7 separate regions of the Mus musculus genome follow, and all the other regions are linked to region 1. Evidence: chromatin loops called from intact Hi-C (ENCODE). Cell type or tissue: heart. All regions are shown on one strand. Region 1 holds the start of Jag1 (jagged 1). Region 2 has its middle 130 kb from the start of Gm14055. Region 3 has its middle 150 kb from the start of Gm14064. Region 4 has its middle 91 kb from the start of Gm14064. Region 5 overlaps Slx4ip (SLX4 interacting protein). Region 6 has its middle 69 kb from the start of Gm14064. Region 7 overlaps Slx4ip (SLX4 interacting protein).

Region 1 (4,000 bases):
ACCAAGCACATCAAACCTCCAAGCACACACCACCCTAACCATACGTGCACGCAAGACTGGCGTTTCCTGTCCTCATCCACCTTTGTATATAGGAGCTCTAAAGGAGCTCATACGCGCTGAACTCTTGGTACCCGACTTATTTTCCTCACGTGGCGTTCTTTAGATCAGTCACACTACGGCATACAACAGTACTTTTCAATAAATATTGATTAGCTGATTCTTCTCAGTGTTGATAAATAATTTTGGTTGATTAGAAGCTTTAAAATACAATTATAACATAAATGCCTCTTATTAAGTCCCATGGGAAGTCAGGGCTGTTTGTTGATGAATGAATGAAGGTTGGGTATGTTTTGTAGAAAGGGAATTGAGGCATCATATTTTTAAAATCAGAGAAGATATCCAAACACCTGCAACAGGTTGCTATCTGGCTCGGAGCAACCTGGGGTGGAAGCAATGGTGATGGCTAAGTGTTGTTTTCCATGGGAATGTTTCCTTAACTATACACTTATAGTTGGAAAGCAAAGCTCAAAGGGAGGCTATGGCTTGGCAAGGGGAAATGTCCATTTTTGAATTCTTTGAGCAGTAGTTCCCCATTCTCCAGGTTTCAGGGGTGATCAAGGAAGTTGAGGACAGAAGTTCCACCCAGTGCCTGTTGCAGTATAAAAAAGCTTCTTGGGGGAGTCCCAGCTCACTGGAAGAGCACCAAATGAAAACATTTTTAAAGAATCCCCTATAGCCCACAACTGCCTTCCTCAAATGTGGGTTCCCAGGCACAGAAAAGACTAGAGGCTCTGTGTTATTTGCTGTGCCTTTGGTGTTTCTTAGTGATTTGACATTCCCAGTATGCCATTAGGTGCTTTTTACTCCTCAAAACTTTCCTTTTAGTGAAGTGAGCTAAACTCACTGTTAGATAGGTACTGATCTCAGCTTTCACGAAGCCCAGATTGTTAGCAGCAGAGCAACTATAAATCTCAGGTAGTCTTCCAATGTAACTCAGGTGGCTGGCTCAAACCTTCTGAACTAAAAACTCTGGCTCCATAGCCGCCTTCTAGGGGTTAGTGTGGGACATGGGGCATGCATCATTGGATACAGCTTTACATTTTAAAACAGCTTTAGACCTTGGGACCTCAAGAAATATAGACTCTAAGACCACTGCAGTCTTTGTGGGCTATGTGGCTTTTCCACACCACCAATCCTTTGCTATAAAAGCGTTATTGAGCACCCTAACTTGGCGACTAGAGATGCAGGTAAGAAGTCCAATCAGAAGTGAGGACTGTTATATTTCTGGAAACTTTAGTGGGAAAAAAACAAAAACAAAAACAAAAACCTGTGTTGAATTAATGTTGAAAACGGGATGCTTTGCATTCGTGATCATTGGGTGGAGGAGGACTGGGCACACTGGAAAATGCCCAGGTGGCTGCTGTGTAGGCCAGGTGCTTCTGTGACCAGTTGCAAACTCATTCTGATTTGGGATATGCCCTTCCCAATTATGGATTAAGTTACTCGGGAATGGTTAGAATGAGATGCATTGCCATTAAGAAATCACCTATCTCAGGTGGTTAAAATGCCCAAGTTACGGAACCATCTTTGTTAGCCTGGAACTCAGCTTTCTCAACCCCATCAAGTGGTATGGGGCACTATCTATGCTGGGCCACTCTTTAAACGTAGATAACCACAAATAACCTGTGTTGTTATGTTGTCGTGTTCAGCATGTTGGAAACTGTTTTTCCCTTTACCCATCATGCCCTGATGTCTAGAAGGGTTGAGGCGCTAAAGCAATCTCGGAAAAATCAGAGCTTTTCTTCAGGACAGGCTCAACGCAAGTTAAGAAACCCTTTTCGTCCTTTAATGGAAATCTGTTTTCCTAAAGAGCTCCGTTTAAACCCGCCTGGAGTGGAGCTGGCAGAGACTTCAGCCAGCCTTTGGGTTCCCTTTGACCTTGATTATGACCAGGAGTGTCGCTGCTAATTGCGAGGCCTGCCTCAAGGTGGAAAATGGCATCGGTTTCCACCACCACCCAGGAGAAGCCAAGTTCTGTGGACCACGACAGCGGTTAGGTTCTTTTCAGGCCGCGTCTCGCCACCCAGAGAGCAGCGCGGAGGCCGCCTACAGGTGCAGTCCCGCCACTGCGCCCGGGCTGGAGGCTGGCGGAGCCCTCGGCGTCTCAGAAAGCCCTTCCCGAAGTCCGGGCTGAGCCCCCGGGTGCCCGCCGGCCACTCCCCCTGCTTCCCCCACGCCTCTGCCCCGGCGCGGTCTGGAAAGGACGCTGGGAGCCCCTCCGAGGCTCCACGGACATGGATTTGGGAAGGGATGGCGCGCGGCCGAGGCTTTCCCTCGAGTTTGCGGCAAGTCTGACTCCGGGAAAGTTTTTCAAAGTTCCCAGCAGAGTCTGCCCAGGTCGCCTCTGCGGGGCGAGGAGACGGCGGCGAGCGCGCCAGTCTCGCCGCCGCCAGCACAGGGCTCTGGGCTCGCTTGCTGGGAGCGGCCCGGGTTCCCGGCGGGCAGGCCCTCCTCCCCGGGGCAAAAGCCGCAGCTGACGCAGGCGGCTCCGAAGGCGGAAGCCGCCCGCCCCAACTGCTCCGGCCGTACCGCGGCGCCTACACCTGGGGCTTGCAAGGGAGCCCAGGCCGTGCACCGAGGGGGCGGTCCAGCGGAGGCGCTCTGGGCTTCTCAGAGCCATGGGCTCCTCCACGGTCCTTCCAGGTTCCTTTCTCCTGGCCCGGGCTCCCCGGGACACTGATCTGCGTGTGGGGGCCCCTCGGGCGGCCATGCCACCCGGTCCGTCCCGCAACTTCCAACCCCTTCTCAATTTCTCCCCTCCCCAACAACCCGGAGGAAAGGGGCGTGCCCAATAGATGGCACGCCCCTTATGAATATTAACAATCGCGCATGCGCCTTGTTCCGCGTGTTGAGAAGAGGTGGCCAGCCGGAGTCCCGGCTCCCAGACCGGCGCTCCGGGTCCCTTCGAGAGCCAGGCGGGCACGCGTCATTGTGTTACCTGCAGCCGGCCGGCGAGCTAGGCTCAGGTTTTTTTTTTTTTTTTCCTCCCCTCCCTCCCCGCGTTTCATGCAGCTGATCTGAAAGGGAATAAAAGGCTGCGCATAATCATAATAATAAAAGAAGGGGAGCGCGAGAGAAGGAAAGAAAGCCGAGAGGTGGAAGAGGGGGGAGCGCCTCAAAGAAGCGATCAGAATAATAAAAGGAGGCCGGGCTCTTTGCCTTCTGGAACGCGCGGCTCTTGAAAGGGCTTTTGAAAAGTAGTGTTGTTTTCCAGTCGTGCATGCTCCAATCCACGGAGTATATTAGAGCCGGGACGCGGCGGCCGCGGGGGCAGCGACGACGGCAGCCTCGGCGGGAGCACCAGCGCTAGCAGCGGCGGCGGCGTCCGGAGTGCCCGTGGCGCGCGGCGCAGCGATGCGGTCCCCACGGACGCGCGGCCGGCCCGGGCGCCCCCTGAGTCTTCTGCTCGCCCTGCTCTGTGCCCTGCGAGCCAAGGTAGGAGTCTCTCTCCCGCTCTTGCTCCCCGCGGTCCTCTCCCTTCCCTCGTGGCGTTCTGGACGGGAGCGGCTGTGGCTCCCAGTGCAAGTTCCGGAGCCCTTGAGTACAAGGCTCCCTGACCCTGACTTTTCACCCGAGAGGCAGCACCCGGTGAGGGAACGCTGGTTCCCCAGAGGGGAGCCCCTGGCCTCGAAAGATAAACTCCTCCAGGCTGGGCAAAATGCGATCATTACGTTCTCACGGTCCTTCGGGGCACTTGTCTTAGTTTTCCCGCACTTGTGTTTTTTATGCCCCCAAACCAGGTTGAGCCCTAAACCTAGTTTTTGCAAAATTATTTTCACTTGCCACCGAGGATCTTTGGCAGCCTGGGGTGTGTGTATTGGGGGTGGGGGGTGTCAAGGAGTCTCCACCTCCACCTTCAGAGAAAACTTTCTCATGCGTTGACCTTCCTTCCTCGCTGGCAGGTGTGCGGGGCCTCGGGTCAGTTTGAGCTGGAGATCCT
Region 2 (4,000 bases), 300 kb before region 1:
GCATGTGATGACCCCACCTCAACTGCTCTATGCTTTGTTCTATTGAGACTGGGTCTGTCATTAAACCTGAGACTCACCATCAGAGCTGGGCTACCTGGCCAGCGTGCTTCTGGAATGTGCATTTCTCTCCTAACACTGAGGTTATAACAATACCCAACTTTTATATAGCTACTGGGAATTCCAACCCAGGTCCTTCCTCAGAATTGCACAGCAAGTACCTCTTACTGACTCTTCAAACCCCTTACATCATTCTTAACCCTATTTCTTGATCTGTTAAACTGGAAATCTAGAAAATGTTTTAAGTGCATATGTATTAACTATGTACATTTGCTTTGTCATTATTCCCTAAGTACCACAGCAAAATCAGTTACATCATATTAACAATTATAACTAATCAAAAGATAAGCTAAAGTATACAGGATTAAGTAGAGTATTTGCAAATGCCTTGAGCAAGTGTAGACTTTTGTATTCATGAGAAATCCTGAACCAATTTTTGCAGATTCTGAGAAATTGTTAAATATTGTTGAAATCAGTCCTTTGTCTACTCTTTGGTCTGTGATACTAGGTGGCTTGTCAATAGTGACCTGACAAGGAAAGCCAAGACAGAGAAAGAGACTTGGGTTCTCTTCTCATCCTTCTCTAATTGGTAGTTCAGGTAACAACTAGGACTTCTCCATGGATCTGGTGCCTGTCAGAGAGGCTATTAATGGCTCAGCTTTGGTTTGGTGGCCACAGATTCTAGTATCAGAGGTATCACTTGACCCTGGGTAGGTATCTAGACCTCATGATAATAACTGAGTCTTTACTCTGTTAATCTCCATTTTGTTTTACCAGCCATGATTTGGCAGCTCAGATCTTCCATCAACTGTGTATCCAATTTCCTATTTTAATTTCTTCTGGTTTCACATTAAGTCATCTTGCATTCTCTGGAACGACCTTTGACTGATGCCTAGAGAAACTTCAGTCATCTGGCTTTTGTATCAGCCTCACTGACTCTGGTAAACGAATGGTCCAGTGTGATCCTCTCCTTCACTTGACACTACATTGTCAAGTCATATATATTGACATACTTGACATATTCATAAAACATAGGCAAAGCGAACCACTGAGTTTTGGCTAATTTTCCAGTTATTCATTTTATGCCTCATGTCTCCAGAATCTGATATTTATTAATAAGTAAATAATTCCACTTGTACAGATACTGGATTTCTTATATCTGTCAATAAAAGTGCCAGCAGGAAAAAAAAAAAGAGTAAAGGAAATTCACACATGGACAAATGGGTGTTTAGAGCAATGAATATTTTTTGAGGAGTCCCAGTTTGCTGTATAGTATAACCTGTCTATTTCAGCAGTCAATGATGATCATCTAGCCCAGATTTTGCAGAAGGGAATAGATACTGAGGAGAGTAGAAAAGAAAGAAACTGTTTAAACACTTGACAGGCAGCTGCCCTTAATACAGGACACACTGCACACAAGGTAGTCTCCTGAATAACATCATGTGATTTAATTCTAACCACACCATGAGATGGACTTCACAAGTATTTTTAAAGTTTCAATTGAAATATTTTAACAAATAGGAGGATATGGCACAGGAAGTTGAAATTACTTGTCTAGAATTGTGGAGTTAGTGAGCTAAGGGGTAAGGATTCAGGATAAGATCACAGGGTCCCCAGGCTAAATCACCTCCAGGAAATGAGTCAAAGCAAAGAGAAATAAAGTAAGAGGCAATAAAAGGCTATCATGCTATTAATAATAGAACATAAAACAGCTCTTCTTTTTACTTCGTTTTCCAACGTTTCCTGGCTGCGTTTATAGCAGGTCCTGTGAGCTTGTCCCAGGAAAAACCAGTCACTCCATAATGGGGACAGTGCAGGAGTGTGAGTGGCTTTAATGGGGAGACAGGATAATTAGCAGCAGGGGAGGAATCTGTTCTGTTATCACAGTCTGTTGGTGATTTTTCAGGCCTGGTGACTTTGCAAGGCTGGAGACTTGCTTCCTCAGGAAAAGGGAGAGTGACGGAAACATTTCCTCTCTGGAGACAGAATTCAGCTAGACCCTGGTCATAGGGGAGGGACTTCACCCAGGCACACTCCAGCCAGGAGCTCTCTTAAGCATGCTTGCCTCATTTGTCTGGTAACATACTGGGGCCAGCAATGGAGAAAGACATGTATGGAACATTTATATTATATGAAAATATTAAGGACGATACCACAAAGACTGGTGCCTATAGTGGAAACAAAGAAAGTTATGCAAAAACAAAACAAAAAACAAAATAAAACATTATTTTGCTTCTAGTTTGTTTTCATCTCCTTAAAAACATTTATGTTATTATTATCATGTACAAGGGTATATACACACTAGAGTACAACTTTGTGGAGTAGTTTCTCTCCTCCCACCTTAACATCAGTTCCAGATATTGAACTCAGGTCTTTAGTCTTGATGGTGAGGAGTTTACCCACTATACAGTCTCACTGGCCTAGTTTCTTAAATAAAAATGCTATGGTTGTGTCAGGAAGGGATACATTTGCATAAACACTCCTGCCAAACTGACAGCAAATTCAACTCAACTGGCACAAAAGATGCAACAAATGTTATAAGCTCAACCCTGATGATGGATTTTAAGAACTCTTGCACTGAAGAACTGGAGTGTCTTCTGTTTATCTTGGGATTAGAGCATTTTTTGTACATTTCCTTCAAATCCATCATGATAACCTAAGGTGGCAAATACCATTCCTCAGCTATTATCTCCACATCCTTCTTTATCTCCATATACCTTCATAGTGCTTCAGCAAAACTACTGTAAATGGATGAATGTGGGTCCATGCTCACCTGAGTGCTTATGCTTGCACCCTGGGACAGGCACATAGAGTTTTCTCTGCTGAAGTCGTATGATCAGTAAAGAAGGAAAAGACTTCAAGAAACATATAAATAATTTTCCTAGGAAGAAAAATGAAGAGAAGACACTAGACAGCATAGCAGCAAATTCCCAGCAATGAGCAAAGTGTTTTTAAAGTATAGAGTTGCAATAGATAATTCTGTAGGTTCTCTCAAACAAGGTGGAAAGATAAACCAAACACTATTGATTGATCCCCCTTTTCTCCTTCCATTCTCCCATGGGATAGCCACTTATTTACTTGAACCACTAGGAAGACTTGATTCCTTTATTATGTATCAATGTTCTCTCTTGTTCCTTCCAACTGCAGGGGATGCTTCTGAACGTAGAGTAGCAGGCAATAAAATTCAAGATGTTGATGGACATTGTGGCCCAATACCAGTAAGATTACGAGAGAAGGATTGTCCTTGAGACTGCCCTAGGCTATTCAGTAAATTACAAGTCATCCTGGACTACATGGTATATGATCCTCTTTCACAAAACTCAGCATTTCAGGTTAGAATGTAGAAAGAAATGTTTTGATATCTTCCTGTTTAGTCCAGCTCAAATACTTTGTTCATCTCTTCCTCATTTCCTTCTGATATATAAATTCAATAATAATATTCAATGACACTATTTTTGTAAGTAACTGTCCTCCGAATTAACTTGAATTGCAACAAAAGGTTAAAAAGTCTAATTCGTGGAACAAAACAGTTGTTTTCCTGTGTAAACATTATAAAAATAGCTAAATCTTCTCAATGTTCTATAAACAATTATTCAAAATAGATATATGTATACAGCACATTTGAATGATCTATTCATTGAGTCAAAGAAAACAGCCAAAGAAATGGAACAAAGAAAGAACTCTTACTCCCTACTCATTTCTGCATTGTTCTGCTTTGTTCTTTCGCTCAGCATCATGTGTGCCCCCAAGTGCCAAGAAGCTGAGAGAAGTAGCATGTCTATTTGTTTTGGCCCCACCATAATTATTCTATGAGCTGCCTTTGCTTGCTGGGTTCAGAGAAGAACAATAAATACTAATGATGAAAAAGGCAGTTTGACGCTATGACTCAGTGGAAGTCGGAGGTCGTATGGCAGTTGACCCCCAATGGTACAGCTCCCATTTT
Region 3 (4,000 bases), 400 kb before region 1:
ATGTTTTTTTTTCTTTTATAGATGCAAATTTTCAAAACCATTAACCAAATTGCAAGAACCGTTTACTGAATCCTTGGGCATTAAAAAACACCATACAATGTAAAGAACAAAATTTGATCACCAGTTTGTCATGCCCCATCAGTTTTCAGATAAGTAAGCAGAGGCTCAGAGAGACTAATGGATATTCCACAAAATTAGAAAGATTTTGCTAGCTTTATTTTGTGAATTACACAATTGTTCTACCATTGTCATGAATAGGAGAAAGCTTTGGGCACTGGAACAAGCCAGCATACCCACAATTGTCAAAGCAAATTTTAGAATGCTAACATTGATATTGAACTAATTGCTTATCCCAGCCCATTAAACTAAAGTAGCCAAATGAAGAGTTGTTATGTTCATTTTTCTGTTAGTCTTTTTTGGGGTTGTGTAGAGTGTCTTCAGGCTCCTTGCAAGTTTCTCAGAATGGTAAAGGGAAAGGACTCTTAGCTCTATCCAATGAATGCTTCCTACATACCTTTGAACATTCACTTTCCATATGCGGAGTTCACAACCTTGGATCTACTTGGGAAAACCCATTCCCTCACAGTAGATGTTGGGATTTTATTTCTAGACACTTTGGGAGTTTGTGAAAGCTGACGATGGCAATAGTAAAGAAGAATGGGAAATTCATTTCAAAGCCAGTCGGTAACCTTTCCTTCGTCCCCATCTCTAAATATCACAGTTCTTTCCTCTCTGGTAGTGCTGAGCATTTATCCTTTGTTTCTCATTTTGACCACTAAGAAAATGGGGCAGAAACTAAAAGAATGGCCCATGTCTGAGATCTGCCTGGTTCCCACCCTATGGAGACCTTGTCTCGCCCACGCATGTGGCACTCTGTAACCTTATTTCCACTGACACTTTTTTTTTGTATCTTAGAAAAACTGGATACTAGGAAGTATGTACACCCCCAGGATTGTGAATTTATCCAATCAGGCTTTACTCAGCTACTTAGTGTCTTAACTACCCTGGCAAAATGACATGGGTCATATTTTCACATCGATGGACTGTTCTTGAACAATTTCTCCAGTGTGTGAGACACAAACAGGCTTTTCTTCAGCATCAGGCATGCATGTCTTCCCCGCCTCTTGCTTTTTAACAAACATACGTATTGTGACTAGTGCTAGGGAAATTCTATTCCCCAGTAACTTTGAGTTTCCCCATCTCTCTTCGCAACCCCTTTCTGAATAACCCCTGGTCTCTTGCTCTCTTTCTCGATCTCACTTTCAGTCCTCTCTTGCTGTCTCAGCATTTCAAGCTATCCAGAAAGTGAACAATCACTATCCATAATTAATATTTGCATTATCTGTAAAAATAGATAAATAAGATGGGTGAATCATTCTTTCCCAAAATACTTTTCACATGGGAATTTAAAGCAAAAAGGAATATCAGTTTTCATATATATCTTAACACTAAATACTTGCTCTCTTTCTCTCCTTAGAAAACGTGATTACTGTTTGGGACCATTCTATTTCATGAAATGCCAAGTTCGGAACTAGAAGAGTAGTTCAATATGAATTAAAAGTCTAATTATAATTGTTTAATACGTGTATTCTGCTGCATCAAATTGCCTAAGACTGAGTAATTTATGAATTAGAACGTCTTCACAGTTCAGAAAGAAGCCCTAGGTCAAGATACTAGTAGGTATCTTGGAATAATTAGTGTCAAAGGTACTAAAAGGGGTGACCCATCTTCCCCTTTCTGAGGATTCTGTTCATGAGGGTAGATTCTCCAGAACTTACTTCATAATGGCCTTGCCTCTTAATGTTATATAAAAAATTAAGTTTGAACATACAAATATGAGTAATATATTAGGACTAAAGCAATGACTACATCACATCTGTTGCTTATTCTTTAAAAAGGAAAGAAAGAAAGAAAGAAAGAAAGAAAGAAAGAAAGAAAGGAAGGAAGGAAGGAAGGAAGGAAGGAAAGAAAGAAAGAAAGGAAGGAAGGAAGAAAAAGACAGAGAGAGAGACAGAGAGAGGAAGGAAGGAAGGAAGAAAGAAAGAAAGAAAGAAAGAAAGAAAGAAAGAAAGAAAGAAAGAAAGAAAGAAAGAGACTAGAATCCCCTAAGAATTTCTGTCCCACTTGATATCTAATAAAATATTGCATATTGCACAATAATCCAGAGTAAGCAATTAGTAACAGTCAAGCAAGCAGGAACTTCAGCTGTTGGGTTTTTTTTTTTTTAGTTATATCCATAAATACTTTTTCCAAAATTTATGTGACTCCAAAACAGTCCGTGATAGAATAAAAGCTTCCTTTTCTTATCTTTGCTTTTATTTTAGTTGTTTCTTTTGTTTGTCTTTGCCCATGCCTCACCGCTCCTAAGCAAGTACTCTAATCACTGAGAGGCATCTGCAGTCATTCTTCACACATCTTACCTGGTATGTGGGTGGCTTTAGTAGGTTGCCCGTGTTCTCCTTTAACTTGTGATTTTCTCTCATCAGACTCACAAGGAGCTGGAATTACAGGCTTATATCACTGTACCTGTCTTAGAGTTAATTTATTTACAGGAAATACTAGCATAAAAGATGTCCAAAGGAGTCATGCTATTTGCATATAAAAGAAATTCCTGTGCTGTCATACCAATGCTCTGTTTCAAAGCATCTATGGGACACTGAACATGCACACACACTGTATGTCATGACTTGGCTGTCATTCAGCAACTCTTGTCAAAACCGTTTCCTTCATGATTCTGCCTACTACCAATATGATCAGTAATAGGAGACTGGGCTGCAGAGTTATTGACCTAACTGGAGGGTGAAAGATAGTTGGCAGTTATATGAGAAACTGTCAATTCTTTCTCCAAAAGTACCATTCTATAATGATTAAAAATCTCACAGTTCCATTTTATCAACTTTGATGTCCAAAGGAGTCACGTTGTTTACCTATAAAATCAATTCTCACGGTGTCATACCTAAATGCACATACTAACATTGAATCTATGTCTGGATGGTAATACTGGAGACTGAGATATAAGAAATCAGATTTCCTTCACTAGGGAAAACCACATTCACCAGAACATTCCATTTAAATTTTGTCTACCCTCTACATTCTGAATATTGACATATCCCTCTGTTTCCAAACAATTATTTGCTAAACTTCCTATCATTTAAGTGCCATGAATCTCTGAGAGACTGAATGTCGGACTTGCTCTCATATCACTTGTGAAAAGAGAAGACCACAAATCACATTTTTCTTAGCTCAAACAAAGAAAGCTCTTCAGAGGACATCCTGTTTTCTTGATACTAGCCCTATCAATGAGACTTTCTGGCTTTTCCAGAAAAGTGTGAGCACAACCTAATTCTTTCTCCATGATAAAACCAAAGTGATGGTTGACTGCCAAGACCATGACTGATCACTCAAGAACCCAATGTGCTTCTTCAGACTTGTCAAAAGAGGCGTGCAGTCAGTCGTCAGGAAAGAGCTGCCAGGGAGTCAGTCCTGGATTCCACAGATGAAGACAAAGCCAATGGCCTTGTTAATGTCAGTTCTAAAAGTATGGTGCTTTATTTTATTAAAATATTAATTTGGGGATTATTTCACTCCACCAAATAGTTCTGGATTGTCACAGGAGCTCGGAAGCAGGTATAGTAGAGAAGAAAAAGAAAGAAAACACAGTCTGATTTTTCTGTATTTCAGGTCAGAGATATCTTAGCTGAATAACCAGGTTCATTTGAATTAGAGAAAGACTGAGGCAGTTATTTTGTAAGAGCAATAAGAGGCAGTAGTGGTAGTTGATTTAGTACTTTTTGTCATCATGCCAACCTATTTCTGTACATTAATCGGAACATGTACCCACACATCCTTTGCTCAACATAAAGGAAGCTTTTAAGTCTAAGTTTACTGTCAACTACTGTCTCAATCCCTTCACATGGTGTTCGTAACTGAGATGAAGAAATGAATGTGTACAGTGGTCCCTCTGAAATAAGGCCGGCTGGTAGACACCCACTGGATTTCT
Region 4 (4,000 bases), 460 kb before region 1:
TCATGATAGCCAGTTGTCTGACCCTCGATGGCTATTTCTGTGGCTATCATTCACTTGTAAAAGAAACAGAGAATTGTACTGAGCTTGCACTTCTGAAACATTCACTACAGATATTATCTCTGTTACATATTAGCAAATTAGGTTATCAAAGCAAAGATAGGAATTCATTGAGGAATCCAGAAAACTAAAGGCACTTTAAAATTGAAGACATACTGTGTATGAAAACAGATGTGTGAAAACCTATAAAGTAACCAGTTCACCAAATACTACTTGCCTACTTTCTGTGTGCCCAGACCCTACCTGTTCTAAGTTGGGGATTCAAAAGTAAGTAGAGGAGAAAATAAAGATTCCTCTGAAGAGCTTCTGTTTCTGCAGGGTAGGCCTGTGATTAAATAAGAAATTAAAATGAGGTAAAGTATTATGAACATTATGAGAAATAGTAAAGATTCCTCAGGGTATGAGAGTAAGAGGCAAGTGTATCCTGGGGGAAGAAGTTCTATCTAAACCAAAGCCCAGGGTGAGGTAGATATGATTTATACAAGCAATAAAGAAAGAACACTCAGACAAAATGATCAGTATGTATAAAAGTATAAAAGCATGCAGGCAGAAAAGAGAGAGAGAGAGAGAGAGAGAGAGAGAGAGAGAGAGAGAGAGAGAGAGAGAGAGACCTTGAAGACATTCACCTTGAAATGGCAAAGAATGAAAGAGGAAGAACATGGGCTTTGGGGAGGAAATGTCCATGAAGTACCATGATGGTCAGTGATGCTGAACAATGGATAATCGTTCAACTTCATCCCCAAAGCAGCAGCAGCAGTTAATCAGTTTTAAGCAGCTGAGCGAAATGGATATCTTCTGTAATTTTCAGGGGACAGTGGTAGTGATAACATTTTATTATATAGTATCAAAATTATGTGATCACACTAATTGAGAAACTCCTGTCTTCCCGGTGTAAAGAAATTGGGGAGCACATGAAACTATATGAGGCAGCGTTGAAAGTATTATGCCTAGTTAGATGTAGGTTATGAGCAGAATGCAGAATCCTGGCTGGCAGCATGCACGTCAACCTGAGTCATCAGGTGGATGATTGTTCCGGCACTTACAGAAAGACTAAAGGGACACAGAGAAGGAGACAGGCCAAAGTGAAAAAATGAAGTCCCAGTCTCTTTGTGGCATAATTACCTTTTAAAAACACATTGAACATTTAAGTAAAAGTATTTGAGTGCATAGTTTGAAATATGGGGAGGATACTATCCAGACCTGTATAGAATAAAATATAGGCATGAAGCTGAAGCTAACAACTGAGGGAGCAAGAAGAAATTATGAAGTCTAGAAAGAAGAAATGCCCACAGAGGTATTGTTAGTGATGGTAATCTATGGATGATATTACAGAGCTGCTCAAATGAGATAGACAAAATTACATGTTAATCAAAGTGAGCTACAGTCCCATGCAGCTGTTGTGACAATGGAAAGAAGCCACTATCTAAACTCTCCTCTCTGAGATACAGAAACTTTTCCTATCTCTTAGAATTCCCCTGAAGTTTTGTGGTGAAAATAATCTTCATGCCTTTTTAAAGAAGAAAAAAATTAACTCTTTAAAAATATTAGCTTTATAAAAGTAGCCTTAAAAGTAGATTTGTATGATGTGTATGTCAGGTAATGATGAACACATTTTCCACCTTTTTAATGTTTTGTGATATTAAAAGATAATTACATTATTTTATGCTTCCCTTACTCTTCTTTTTATATAAATTCACAGCTTCTTTGTATTATATATATAATTATTGTATAATATATTATGAATTTTATATAAATGCATAAATGTGCATATATATGTTTTAAAAACCTGCTTTATCTGAATAATGTTGCTTGTATATTTTCAAGACTGATTGTTTGGTATTGGATAAGCAGTTAGTATGTTTTTCCCTGGAAAAGACTATTTTTCTCACTCTCAGAATTCCTTAGTTGCCAAAAGTTCTTTGTTTAGGGTTGGGGGTCTCCTGAGCTTTCCCCTGTCCACATTAGCATATTAATTGCTAATGTGCTTGTTCAGCTCATGCTTGGGCAGCCATATTGGTGAAATGTTTTGTGTGTAGCTTCTCACATTACTAGGAGACACATAACAGTTTCACAGCAAACTCCCTAATCCCCTTACTTATAATCTTTCTACTCTTTCTTCTACAATATTTCCTAAGTCTTAGATGTAAAGATGTTTTATAGATATAACCATTGAGACTGGGACTCTACAACTTGGCATTATGATTGGTTGTAGTTTTCTATGTGGCATCTATCTCTTTCAAAGAGAAGTTTCCTTGATGAGGAGTAAAGATTATCCTTATTTATGGGCATATGGACAAAAGCTTGGATTGTTGTTAGGAATTTTGCTGTTCTGGTAAAGTGATGGTTGTGGGTTCTCCTCCAAGATCCATGACTTCACTAGTTCTGAATAGTAGGCTAGGTTTCCAGTACCAGGCATGGCTTTGCTCTTATTGAGGGGATTTTAAGTCCAACTAGAGAGCTGTAGGCCACTGCCAAGGAATGTGTGCCATTAGTGTACCCTTAGAGTTATTGTGCCATACTAGTTATCCTTGTGGTTCATAGATATCATAGCTGTGTAGGTAATGGCAATTGGCTGTATATTTGAGGAGTCTCTTAGGCAACCCTGACAAACAACTCAAAAGAGCCTCTCAAGTCTGGTTTTGGAGATTTTGTTAAGTGGTCTTTAGCACTTGGAGGGAGTATTGTCCTTTCAGAAGAGAAGATTTCCCTTAAACTATATGTATATACAGAAAATTATATGTATCTATATTTAGTGGTCTGATTCCTTATGACTTTTTCAACACCCTTACTGTTATTATACCTTCTACCAACCATGTCTTTCTTAAAGATTATTTTGTTTCAAATTCTTGATTGCAATGACAGACATGGGCAGCACATTTTTATATTTGTGATAAGTATCCATATCTTATTTCTATCACTATAGGACAAGTGAATAAATAGTTAGATCACCTTCAAACTCTCCTACCCCATTCTGCAGAAATCTAATTACACATGCCTCTTGTCCATAGACAGCCATCCTTCTCTGCTATAACCTAGTCCCTTTACCAGTTGGATCTATGAAAAACCTGGAAGCTAAACGAACTACTAAAGAGCTGAGTAAAATATTATCAGTTAACTGGAATAACAAGCCAATGCATCTTGAAAGCAAATAACACATGTAAGAGAACTGAAGTGGTGTTCTTTAGTGGAACTGAGCACGCACATTTAGTTTTAAAGGAGCTACTAGAGTGAGGTTCTGACTTGGGAAACCATGATGCCCTTAGTCCAGCTGAGTTTCTGACTAAGCTGCAGTCTTCTGGAGTTGATTTCATCAGTGGCTGCTGAAGCATGACTCTGTTCTTATTATAAGCTTTTCTTCTTAAAACAACATTTTGATGAGCTAAGCATAAATTAATCAGAAACATATGGGTTAAATTGACTTCAAAATACATATGAGTCTAAAAAACAAGAAAAGAACTTGGGGGAAAAAAAACACACTTAGGGTTTTATAAGCCCAATATGTTTAAGGAAAAAAAAAAAACTGTAGCAAGCAAATTCTAAAATGTGACCTCTCTTTATCTCTCTCCTGGTCAGCAAAATGTTTTTTTTCTATCTTCTCACAGAAAAAGGAAGTAAAAAATCAGATGAGTGCTGTGAGTCTGCTGGCCTTCATGATACACAACCATTGTGCCAGACATTGTGGTTTCAGTCTGTCTCCATGCTGAGTTGGGAGGAGGGGGCAGTTCTCAGCTCCCAGGATAGTGGTGCCAATCACCACATTTCCAGAATCATCTTCTTTGAAGATCAAATTGCCCCATTTTCCACTTCTTACAGTGCAATTCTACTCTGGTCCAAGTTTCATCTCCTCACAAGCCAACAGGTAAATGTGGCAGAGGTATGGCATCTATACTTCCCCACCTACCAGTTTTCGAGGAATGAAACCTCAGGGACATGCTTGACTCAT
Region 5 (4,000 bases), 200 kb after region 1:
CATCACTGTAAAACAATTACTGAGGGCTCCATGGCACACATAGAATGTTATTTTTCCAAACACTTTCGTAGCATTATACCTTTCATTATTAATTTGATATGAAAAAACCCAGTGAGACAGATAATCCTGTTATTTCTATCTGTAGATAAAGAGGGGGCTGCTCCAAGAATTAACATGATTTCGTGTCATTTTATAAGTGAAACCACAAGATGAACTCAGGAATCCTGGGTAAAATCTAATGTTAGTTTCACATTCTAGTATTCTTTCCTCAAAAACCTAATGATCTAAATTTCAAGAAGTGACTGGGAGGTGGCTCAGTGGATAATGTGATTGCCATCCAATAATGAGGACCTGAGTTCAGATTCCTAGGACCCATGTAAGGTGAGGTACAGTAGTGTGGGTCTATAACCACAGCTCTTTCAAAGCAAGACAGGAGACACAGAGAGAGAGAGAGAGACAGAGAGACAGAGAGAGACAGAGAGAGACAGAGAGACAGAGAGAGACAGAGAGACAGAGAGACAGAGAGAGACACAAAAGAACTGCTGAAATTCAGTCTAGCTAGTCTGGCACATGCAGGGGGGAACTAGAAACACAGTCACAAAGTGGAAGATAAGGACCAAACCCCAAGGCTGTCCCCTCTGATCTCCAACTAGTGCACATGCATGTGCATACACACACAGAAATAAATTAATTTCAAGACATGCTATAAAATAACCTACAGAAGCAGGCACAAATGACAAAAAATTTATAGAAATGACATCATGAACAAGATGCCAATACTAGTACATAACAGAACAACAATATGAACTAACCAGTAACCCCCCCCCCCGCCCCAGCTGGTGTCTCTAGCTGCATATGTATCAGAAGATTGCCTAGTTGGCCATCATTGGAAAGAGAGGCCCATGGGTCTTGCAAACTTTATATGCCCCAGTACAGGGAAACGTCAGGGCCAAGAAGTGGGAGTGGGGGAGGAGGGTATGGGGGACTTTTGGGATAGCATTGGAAATGTAAATGAAGAAAATACATAATTAAAAAATTAAAAAATAAAAAAATAAAACAGATAATAGATTTTTCAAGTAATGAAAACTGGGGTGCTTGACCTGCTATCTGCTTTACCAGAATCTTCATGATGTCATACTTTTGTGAAGCACACAGTAGAGCATTCTTTTCTAATGTCACACAAATATCGCATGTAGGTATATGCACATGTGTGAGTACAAAGGGTTGTCAAATAACTATATAAATAACAAATAGCAGCCAAATGACAAAGAAGTCTTAAGATCAAAGTACTGTCACATGCTACTCACATGTGACAGAATGACACATGCAGAAGCCTAATTTCCTGTATTACTTAATGGCTATGTTCTGTAAGGTACTCCAGGAGAAATATCTAAGAGAGTAAGTAAGCACTATGCATATTTAGACTGTATGGGTAATGAGGACATGGCTGCACACTTAAGACAGTGCCACAGAATTCTCAGGAACTGTGAACTACAGGGATACACAATACCCACCTCACCCCTAACTTCCTTAACCAAATATCCCCAAACTGGCATTGACTAGAACAATGAGAAGAAGAGAGGAGGAAGAGCACTAACCAGGACAACATGTGTCAGTCCCCCTCGGCCCCTTCTAACGTTTACTGTTAGGATAGGCCTGGGCCCACAAGGCTTTCCAAAGACAAGGGGATTCTTCCTCCTAGCACAGCAGTTCTAGATTCTTGACCCTAGAACAAAGCACCCAGCAGATAGCCTCTGCCAGTCTCAGAATAATTTCTCAAGGCCACTCTGGATAGTTCTGGTAGTTGTGATTGTTTTCACTGTAGTGTCCAGTGTGGTGTATCCTAGTAAGTATGTTGGGATGGAAGCAAGAGAAATACACGTGTGTATAACAGACTCTGGAGTACCTATATACACAACCAATGGGCAAGCAGACCAGAATTTAAGGTTCCGTGATAATCTGAGACTGAGCCATCCATTTTAACAGCAATTCAGTCGGCCTGCTTTCTTGGATCACAGTATCTAGAGAAGTTACCTTAGGAAACATAGAACAATGATGCCCTCTACAGCCTTTAGAGAGAATCCATACAGTTGGTGAAGGATCCTGAGTCTACCTTTCTAGTAAAGATTGTTTTAACACTAGAAGATAAAATAAAACACATACTTTGCATGTGCATCAGGAAAAACAAAATCATTATAAGAAAATAGTGTTACAGTTTAATGTTGAATGACATAGAAGTGAACTCTACATGTTGTCATTCTGTTATCTGTTTAAGAAGAATTAATTGGCTAACTGTTGGTGTGCTGTGGAAGTAGCTCAGAGGGTAAAATGCAAGCATGAGAATCTAACTTTGATCCAGAGAACTCACAAAGAAAAATTGAGAACATCTTTAATCTCCCCACTGTGGAGGCAGAGACCAGTGGATCCCTAGGACCTGCAGACCAGCCAGTCAAACCTGTTTGCTGAGTTCCAGGCCACTAAGACACCCTGTCTCAAAAGGTACAGGTGGATGCTAAGGAATGACACCCCAGGTTGGCCTCTGGCTACACATATGTGAACATGTGTACAATCAAGTACACACACATACAGCATGCATAAACAATTACAAATAAACAGAAGCTGCTTGTAAAAGAATTATTTTAAAAGTCACTAGGAACACCTATGGCAGAAATAGAGAAAGACAGAACTTTTAAGTAAAGGATATACCACAAATTGAAGATTACACATTACCTGTCCAGAAAAAGAAGTTATGAGGAAAAAACACAGAAGGAGTGGTACTGGTCACCTCGGTAATATCCTAGAGTATTCAGGTCCCGTGACATAAAAGAAACAGAGGAGAAGTCCTTCTCGGGGGTGTTCTAGGACAATGTGTGCAATGTGTGACAATAAGATGCACCTACTGGGCACTGAACATAAAGTAAGTATAATTAGCATAGGAATATTTGGTTTCTATATCAAAGAAAACAAGACTCATTCATCAGGCAAACCTGGAGCAGTCTGGCAAGTAGAAGAAAACATGAAACATTTTTCAGTTATAAAAAAAGGAAACAAAAACAGGTTTTATTCCAAGGAAACAGACTGTGACAGGGAGGCCTGAGAACTGACAGAGAACACTTGGTAAAAGAAGCTTTATTTCAAAACAAATACATCCTCTTGCTGCAAAGCCATCAATACCCACAGCAACTCTCCTATGGTGTAAGAAGGTACCCCAAACCTCCACAGCCATGATAGTTTGAGCTGGGTAATGTCAGAAAGCTGCTAGCAGTTTTGTTCCAGTTCCATCAAGTAAGCAGCACACACCTAGCTGCACACATTTCCCAATCTGGCAATGCAGCAACAGCAGTCTGCACACTCGGAGCACATTGCCAGCCACGGCACTACAGCCCAAAGCCTTCAAAAGAACAGAGCTCTCAAAAGAAACAGCTGAAGAGGTTGGGAAAGTGGTGAGTTTAAGACTCAGGAGAAGGAATACACTTATCCTTCTTAGGCTTTCAAAGTTAGGCAAAGACAAATATTGGAAAAGTGTTCTCAGGGATACAGGTCGCTCTCCTCTCAGCTGTATTTCTTATAAATACCAGGATTACTTGAAGTGCCTTTAATTGTTCTTTTGGAGCGCTTCACTTCAATCTTTCTTAACATCCAGAAGGTCAGTAAGTAGAACTCACCCTATATGGAAATACCTGCTGCAATCTTGTTTTCAATGCTTCATACCAGATCAATGCATCAACTTTCAAATAAGCAATGGTGACACAGTCAGTGGCGCATTCCCCTTTAGGTACACCAAAAACCTAGGACACAGGCTGTAAGTGATTCACAGAGGGAAGCTAGCAAGACAAAAGCCTGACAGCCAATCTCTATTCAGCTGTCTCTTTCTCTAGAAATGCAATGCATTGCTCTTCCCATTCGCTTTTACTATAACAAGGAAATCACATCAATATTTGAGCATATTTAACTTTTTCTGGTGTTCTACAAATGCAAAGACTGATGAAATGTTAGCTGA
Region 6 (4,000 bases), 620 kb before region 1:
ATAGAAACATAAGCACCAGGAATTGTTTACATCTTTGTGAGATTTGGGCCAATGGAATTTTAAAAATCCTTCACCCCAACATTACAAGCTATTTGCCAGTGTTCTTGGTTACCTCCAGTACTCAAAGGTTAAAAAAAAAAAAAAAAAACCTATTGGTGAAGTCACCAAAAACTGGACTTGCATATAAATAAATAGATAGATAGATAGATAGATAGATAGATAGATAGATAGATAGATAGATAGATAAAATCAAGCTGGTACTCACTTGTAAACTTCACCGCTATTGGCTATTATAAATGCTAAAAGGTGGTATCTGCACTACCAGAGGAGAACCAGCTGCAAGCTGCAACAAAGACTGCCCCGGAAAGATACGCCAATTGGTGCAATAGTGGCACAAATATTTTTAAAGTAACCAATCACTTTCCTTTTTTTTCTTTTTTGAAGATTTATTTATTTATTATATGTAAGTACACTGTAGCTGTCTTCAGACACCCCAGAAGAGGGCATCAGATATCATTATGGATGGTTGTGAGCCACCATGTGGTTGCTGGGATTTGAACTCGGGACCGTTGGAAGAGCAGTCAGTGCTCTTAACTGCTGAGCCATCTCTCCAACCTAACCAATCACTTTCTTATTGGCTCTTAGGTACTCTCCCTGAGATGAAATCTTTTTCTGTGACTGTTAAAAGGCACTGTCAACATGTGCCTAGATATGTTATAAGCCCTAAAGGAGAACCTACTACTGGTTTTCTGCTAAATGGCCATATTATAAAATGACTCATAATGATCTCTACTCATAAAACGGTACCACTACCCACCCTCATCAGCAAAGATAAAAGCCCCTAACTTTATAACAGGTTGACAGTAAGAGATGGTGGAATGCTCAGCCATAGATCGGATGGAATTGCACAGGCTGTGGTGAGGCACAAGCTCAACGTGGAAGGAGAGACATGAAAACAAAATCCTAGAGGAAACTATTGGCATTTGATAGCTTTGAGAAGAAGGAGAGCCAGCTTTGACATCACATGATGGCATGTCTTGTCTTGACCCATGGTAGGTTGACTACACTGCAGAGGAACCCTCACATAAAGAAAGGAAGAAAATGAAAAAAAGAAAAACTCAAAGTTTGGTGGATGGGAAATCGCAGGTAAAGAGAATAATTATGGAAGGAGTTGGGGTAATTATATTATATGATCAGACGCTACTGTATGGAATTCACAGAAAGAAATACAAATATTATTTTCCAAGGGAATCTCTAAATTAGCAACTTTCCAATATGTTTTATGCAGGAGAAACTTTTGTTTAATGTAGAAGAAATGTATTTTTTAAAGGATCTGCAATCATAAATAAAACCCCAAGGCATTCCTTAACAAACTCTTAGTTCCCACTCTATCCTGAAACTCTTTGCACCCCATAACATATCTCTGATAGCCCAAGCTCTGCAGACTACAGATCAAATATCTAACCAGTAGAAATTCTTCTTCACAGGTTATTTCCCAATCCAAGCACCAATAAGGTGACAATTCTGGATTTTCATATTACTCAGCATGAACCAAGGCAAGACTTTAAGATCTTCTAGAGAGAAAGTTTTGAATTTACTCATCTAGCACACTAAACTTTCTTCAAATCCTGAAGTCAGTTAAAATGGAAATGCTTTATCATGACTGTCTCCAATTAATAAAAAGAACAGGTTTCAATAAAGAATAAAGTTAATAAGGGATGTAAAGCTTCGTCTTGGTGGGATAATTTGCACGTGTGTCTTACCCAAGCTTTTGAATGTGAACTTGAGAATGAGACGTTCTGATTTCTCACAGCTCTTCAACAGCTCCTGAGAACCACAGATTTTATGTCATTAGTTGCTGCTTTGAGAATAGACAAGGGGAGAGGAGTCTCTGTTGATTCCTGTTGCATTCTGCAGGCAGGCTTGTTTGTTCACTCTTTCTAATGTGTTGTTCTTGACCCTCTATGAACAAGGTGTGGAACCTGGTTTATCTGTCTGCAGTAGAAAGTATTATGAAATAAGGACAGCAGGGTCATTTCTGAACAAACTCTTGGAACATTTGAGCTGGCTTTATTTTCCTTTGTCACTAGATGTCACTGCATACACAAGTGTGCTCCCATGGCTAAAGCCATCAGAGCCAGAGAGCTGGGCTACAAGCTTCTGGAAGCCTTCACTGTCGTCCTACTTGGAAGATATCAGTACCTTGGATCTCTTTGAGGCATTCTCAAAATCTAGTTTAATTAGTCTAATCTCTCCTAATACTTTGTCGTCTTCCATATTGTGTGAGATCCAATATAAATGTGTACAAGCCTTTTGCCTTTCAGTGGGATCTTTGGCAGGACTTAAATGTGGTAAATTAATCTTACTCTCCATTTCTTTCTTTTAGAACTCTGGACAGGATATAAATTGGCTATTTATCTCCTACTCCTAATCCAGGCCTGTATCCTATTAAAAAAAAAAAACAAAAACAAAAAACAAAACAAAAAAACCCAGCAATGATATGTCTTCAAGCAGAGTAAACATTAAGTCAATACTTATAACTGACTTCAAATATGTTTGCTAGCAAGTGTCCGTATACATCTGCTCCAAGCTAAAAGAGTTTGCTTTAAAATGAATAGTCCTATTATCCAGTCTCTTTCCACATTTCAGGCTTCTACTTGTGTTTCCTGAGTACACAGGTGTCCTTGGTTAAACCGATAGGCCTCTCCCATCATTTTCCCTAGCAAGTTTTGCTGTCTTTTCAACAAGCACTTAAGGGATTCCTTCAAGTGAATATTTCAGGGCTCTATGGAAAGAGTAATTCAAATCTCCCCAAGAAAATTGGTGAAAACCCTGGCTTCTCAAAGATCTCCTACCTCAGGTGGAATGTTACCTCCCTGAGTTGATCTGCCCTTACCTCCTGGGGGTGGGGATTGTAACTTTGGCAATTAACATTTGAAAACTGCCACCTTCTTGAAGGGGCACCTGGAAATTGAATCTCTGACTGTGTATTGAGATCTGCTCACAGTCCCCAGAATAATCATCGTAAGGTGTTAAAGACCCAAGTTATGAGTCTTCTGTGTAATTGTGGAAAACCTAGACCTCAATTACTTCCTTCACAAAAAATGAAAAAAGAAAATTATGCCCCTTATCACACCATGTATTAAGAGAATCAATCAAGGTATAAATTGTGCCAGAGTTGGGGCAGGATAGTTATAGAAAAACATATCTTCTTTCCTGTAATTATTTTATTGCAAGGTGTGCACTTAGATTAAAGCATGGATAGATTCGTAACACTTTGAAAACTGATCATTTACTTCTTAAAGGCTCCTTTTTAATGTTTTACCTAATGATCAAACATGATTAGTGGATCATTGGCCAGATATTGTCCACGCAGCTAACAGGCAAATGGAGAGAAATTAAAACGAAGGAAGCTTGGCAGAATGTGGTAGCATGCTCTGGGCACTCAAATGAAGAAGACAGAGCTTTTTTATTGCCATGGAAACAGAGGGTCAGACTGGCAAGTCAACAAGGTAGTCTCAGAAGAGGCAAACTTGTTCTTTGCTGGCCTGCCCATCAGTTTTATTTCTAAGAACTACAGCCTGAGAGAAAACTGTGCAGATGTTGGTGAGTATGGCGTCATACTTTGATGCGGCTAAGGTAAGTAAACCAATGATCTAGGACGATTGCATTTTCGATGAAGTGCACATGATTTTAAAAATGGGGTAAAGAGAAAAAGAGCAGACAAAACTCCAACAATTTTAATTGAATCGTAAATGCAGTCGGGATTTGTCCCCTATCGACTCTTTATACACTTGTTTGCCTCTTTTTAAAAAAACGGTGCTGATGACGTCACATTCGGTAAATGGTGGCTTCAAGCCCTGGCCCACTCCTCTCCTCCTCAGTTTGGATTGCTGAGAGCGCCACAAGGCTGAGGCCATCCTCTAATTAAGGGCAGGATTAGCGCTCAATAGCCCATGTGTTGCTCTTGGTGGCTTTCAGCCCTTATGGTTTCTCGCTT
Region 7 (4,000 bases), 120 kb after region 1:
GACCTGTAGCAAAGTCACTTTTATACATCTCTAACTAAGGAAGCCTTTAAACTTTCCTTTATAAACTTTTGTGAAAACATGGCCAAAGTAGATTCAAAAAATGGTGCTAGAACATCAGCCACAAACACAGGAAAAAAAAGAAAAAAGAAACTTAACTGGTATCTACCTTATTAACAATTATAACATTTAGTTTGAGATAAATTATAGACTTAAGCATAATAACCAAAACATTATTACTCTTATCACTGGGGCAGGAAAAGATTTTATACATATGATCCCGGAAATTTAAAACATTGAAGAAAAAATTGTCGATTAAAGTGGACATAAACAATCAAAGAAATTTCTGCTCATCAGCGGTACTATCAGTGAAATGATAAGTTTGCCACAGACTGGATAAAAGACATTTATAAATACACATGTCTGACATGCAGGACTGACATCCAAATATGTAAACAACTTCCACAGAGTCACAGAATTTTTTAATCTAAGCTGAAATATGTACCACAAATATGAAAAATGGGTGACTGCACTTGAAAAAGTATTGAATTTGACTGATGCCAGGGAAACTCATTTCCTAATTAACTGCCACAGCCACAGCCACAGAATGGATTCAAAGTACAAAGACTGACACCATACCAAATGGCAGGAAAGAATGGAGCAGCCCAAACTCATACACTGTTGCAAATGCAACTGGGTTCATCCACTTTGGCAAAAGGTTTGCCAGCTTTCTATAGCAAGCCATGTACTTACTGACTAGGCCAAGGAGGCCATCTTATAAGCTTATCTGAGCTCTGTTCCCACTAGACCAAACTGAAGACAGACTCAAGGACCATCAACAGGAGAATAAACTAGTATTCTACTCACACAATGGAATCGCATTAATCAAAATGTTGACACAACCCACAGACTCATCTCAAAACCAGGATGAGTTAATGAGGCCAGTTTGATGAACACCTACTGTATGGCTCTGACAGTTCACAACAGCAAGAGCCATGTGTGGTGAAAGTGGCAGGGCAGTGTCTGCATGGCATAAGAAGAAGACAAATGACAGGAAGATGCAGTGTTCTAAAAAGGGACCTTGGTTGTACATATAAAAGTGGCTCTTCTTACCTTGTATGAATTACTGATCACTAATAAATAATTTTAAAATGTAAGTATAATATCTGAAACTGTGTGCAAATTATATAACCTCTTATAAGGATAGTGTATTGTGGCTGTCTGATTGCAATTTAGTTTGATGCATCAAAATTATTATTATTATTATTATTATTATTATCATTATTATTTTGGGTTTTTCAAGAAAGGGTTTTTATGTGTAGCCTTGGCTGTTCTAGAACTAACTCTGTAGACCAGGCTGACCTCAAACTCAAAGATACTCGTTCCCCTGTCTCTTCCTACCAAGAGCTGAGATTAAAGGTGTGTGATTCTATTGCCCAACCAGAATTGTTTTTTAATTAAAGAAATCCAAGAGAATATTAGAAAGCCATAAAAAGTATCAGTATGTCAGATACTAAGATTGAGAACTGTTTGGTGCAATGTAAATCTCTGTATGAATTATGATGAAAGGCTGATGTTTTGTGGGCTGTAGCAAAACAATGTTTGAAAACCACATTCAAGTGTATGGATGGCTACACTCAGATTATGTTCTCAATTGTTGATTATAGATCTAACCTTTAAGGATGCTGCTGCCACCAGGTGGAGGTCATATGCCACAACTACAAGATCTTAGCTGGTGGATATTAACATTTTGTGTGCCCTGAGTCTTTCTTTAGCCAACTGAGAATCTTATAAAATGTACCAAGAATGCATTTTAAATACATAAAATGAATATAGGAGATACAAAAGAAAACTGATTCCACTGAAGTATATTTATCAAAATCTTAAAAAGCAACTCCAGTTGGTGATACTGTAATAATGCATGCATGGTTTGCAGGGGCTGACTCATATCTGATGGGCCCAGTAACAACAGCTAACTGAAGAAAGGGAAGAGTGCTGTGATATTTTCAGATATGTTTTCTTGTGCATGGTGTTCTTCAATAGGATGTTAAGCGGCTTCTGTTCTATACTGTATTGGAATGAAGAAACCTGAGAACCAGAACCTGAGGCCTCTGTCTTCCTCAACTCATCCATCATTATTGTTTGTGCTGGAATTACAGTAACAACTGGGCTCATCTTCCCCAGAAGGAGATCTGGGATGAGCAGATTTCTGGGTTGAATATGAGTGATGACAAGGGAAGAGTGGAGCTGAGCGAGAAGCCATAGCAGAGAACCTAAAGCCTAGAAGAGAGGCCTAGGAGGCACTTTAGGATATGGGTTCTGGTATCTACATATCTTTAATATTAGCCTTAATATTAAATTAATACTATTCTTTAAAATCACTTTGCAACAACCATAACAGACAAAGAGCTGTGATTTCTAATGGCCATAAGCACTGCTACTACCACTGTATTTTAGATCCTCCAGTCATAATAAAAAGTGGCCTACCTTCCTTTATGAGAACTTGGTCAAAATCAAGCTCTAACTTTCCCGTCTAAGTCCAACGAAACACAAGGTTCAATCTGGCGTTTTTTCACACCCTGATTGATTATACATTAATTAGATTTTTTCTTTCTTTGAATAAATAAGGTATCAAATCTTACACTGGCAATGTAGGAGAGGACTTTGCTAGATTTCTGGAAGATTCTATGCTTGGCAGGCAGTGGTTCTCTCTGGGCAACCACCAGGCCTTGTTTCTCTCTAGCAGGAGCTTGGATAATCTGCACTAATCAGAACCATTGTGTCTCCTAAAGTTCTCTGCTCTCAAAGCTCTGCTTCTTTCTCCCCTGAGTAAACAGAGGGGAACAAACTAGGCCTCTGAGCACAGAGGAGGCACAGCTTCCCTTCCTCCTTAGCCTTAATTAGGAGCTTCTTTCTACTCTCAGAAGAAACACTCTGCAGCTCTCTTCAGATCAGGAAACCTGGGGAGCATCACTTCTTCCACAGGCCAGAGTGGGTCACTCAGGAAGGGATTCCAAGGGCTTTGAGAAATAGCTTCACATTGTTAGGGAGGAATGCTAGTGTGCAGGGGATTCCACTGGCCTGCCCTCAGGGACCTACCAATTACTTTAAGTCATGAATTGCTACCACTGCCAGGTGAACATCAAGTGTGTGCTGCACACAAAAGGACCCACCCTCCATTCAGCAGCTCTCTTTCAGTCTGTTCCTAGCATCCTCTCTATCTGTTCTCTGCAGATGTACCGCCCCCTCCCCGACCCCTGCTCTCATGGCCCTGCTGTCTATGGACATGTTCACCTGCCTGCCTCTACCACCTTTCCAGGCCCTAACTCCTCTACCCTCCCCAGTAAACAAACCCCCTTTACACCATATCTGTTGCATGACGTAATTTCTCAGGGTATACCTTGGCTGGGGCCTACAAAGATGATATGTCTTGCCACATTATATTTTATAACATTAGTACTGTAACTCAGAGGAATGTTAGCCTACAGGTAAATTCCCCGGCCTGCCCCAGGGACCTAGCAATTACGTACCTCATCACCTGCTGCCACCAGGTGCACCAGGTGTGTGAAGCCAGCAAAAGAACCCACCCACCACCCCAGCTCTTCCTGCATGTCCTCTGAGTCCCCGCTTGGTCCTTCTCTGCTCTCTCTCTCTCTCTCTCTGCCATCACGGATCTGCTATCTGTCTGCTGTCTACATGTGCACTTGTCTGCCTCTACCCCTTTCCCAGGCCCTCACTCCTCTCCCCTCCCCCAGGTCTGGAGCATAGCTTAAATTCTCAGTCCTGCCACAGATAGCCCCTCGCTTCATTATGTTTCATAACATAGCCCATGCATTTGGTTGTATATACACAGGCCAACTTATTCTTTTCCTTTCACCCCTCCATCTAGAAATGGCAATCCAAAGCCCTGGGAGATACCTCAACAATGCCTTTTCCCTAACCTTCTGGAATAGGTTGCTTCATCTTGTAAGTTGTGTTTTTTAATGTGTTCTTAGACATCCAT

Evidence for each region. Peaks named below come from ENCODE experiments on the same cell type or tissue, not always from the same donor. Only the 100,000 strongest peaks of a DNase experiment are listed, where the experiment ranks them.
Region 2: it touches region 1 in a loop (1.9-fold over the local background); 3 of 42 quality-filtered maps call a loop at or near these places.
Region 3: a loop joins it to region 1, with 2.7 times the contacts of the local background. A loop is called at or near these places in 2 of 42 quality-filtered maps.
Region 4: it touches region 1 in a loop (2.5-fold over the local background); 6 of 42 quality-filtered maps call a loop at or near these places.
Region 5: a loop joins it to region 1, with 4 times the contacts of the local background. A loop is called at or near these places in 13 of 42 quality-filtered maps.
Region 6: a loop joins it to region 1, with 6 times the contacts of the local background. A loop is called at or near these places in 19 of 42 quality-filtered maps.
Region 7: a loop joins it to region 1, with 8 times the contacts of the local background. A loop is called at or near these places in 8 of 42 quality-filtered maps.

What each region holds. Positions count from the first base shown.
Region 1 is chr2:137,115,672-137,119,671 of GRCm38, reverse strand. It overlaps Jag1 (jagged 1), which reads left to right and starts at 3,152. Exons shown (of 26, transcript NM_013822.5): 1 at 3,152-3,495; 2 at 3,963-4,000. The coding sequence starts at 3,415. In heart, a CTCF peak has its summit at 2,110; DNase peaks (open chromatin) are centred at 2,191, 2,871 and 3,611; H3K4me3 peaks cover 2,476 bases; H3K27ac peaks cover 2,445 bases.
Region 2 is chr2:137,417,856-137,421,855 of GRCm38, reverse strand. No RefSeq gene overlaps it. Among named protein-coding and RNA genes, the nearest start is that of Gm14055, 130 kb to the right of the region's middle. In heart, no CTCF peak of the experiment used is centred here; a DNase peak (open chromatin) is centred at 1,995; H3K27ac peaks cover 858 bases.
Region 3 is chr2:137,515,881-137,519,880 of GRCm38, reverse strand. No RefSeq gene overlaps it. Among named protein-coding and RNA genes, the nearest start is that of Gm14064, 150 kb to the left of the region's middle. In heart, no CTCF peak of the experiment used is centred here; no DNase peak of the experiment used is centred here.
Region 4 is chr2:137,570,771-137,574,770 of GRCm38, reverse strand. No RefSeq gene overlaps it. Among named protein-coding and RNA genes, the nearest start is that of Gm14064, 91 kb to the left of the region's middle. In heart, no CTCF peak of the experiment used is centred here; no DNase peak of the experiment used is centred here.
Region 5 is chr2:136,912,583-136,916,582 of GRCm38, reverse strand. All of the region lies in intron 2 of Slx4ip (SLX4 interacting protein), which reads right to left. Among named protein-coding and RNA genes, the nearest start is that of Slx4ip, 22 kb to the right of the region's middle. In heart, a CTCF peak has its summit at 2,078 (motif pointing left); no DNase peak of the experiment used is centred here.
Region 6 is chr2:137,730,721-137,734,720 of GRCm38, reverse strand. No RefSeq gene overlaps it. Among named protein-coding and RNA genes, the nearest start is that of Gm14064, 69 kb to the right of the region's middle. In heart, a CTCF peak has its summit at 2,087 (motif pointing right); no DNase peak of the experiment used is centred here.
Region 7 is chr2:136,994,997-136,998,996 of GRCm38, reverse strand. The region is part of intron 2 of Slx4ip (SLX4 interacting protein); the gene reads right to left. Among named protein-coding and RNA genes, the nearest start is that of Slx4ip, 100 kb to the right of the region's middle. In heart, a CTCF peak has its summit at 1,696; no DNase peak of the experiment used is centred here; H3K27ac peaks cover 546 bases.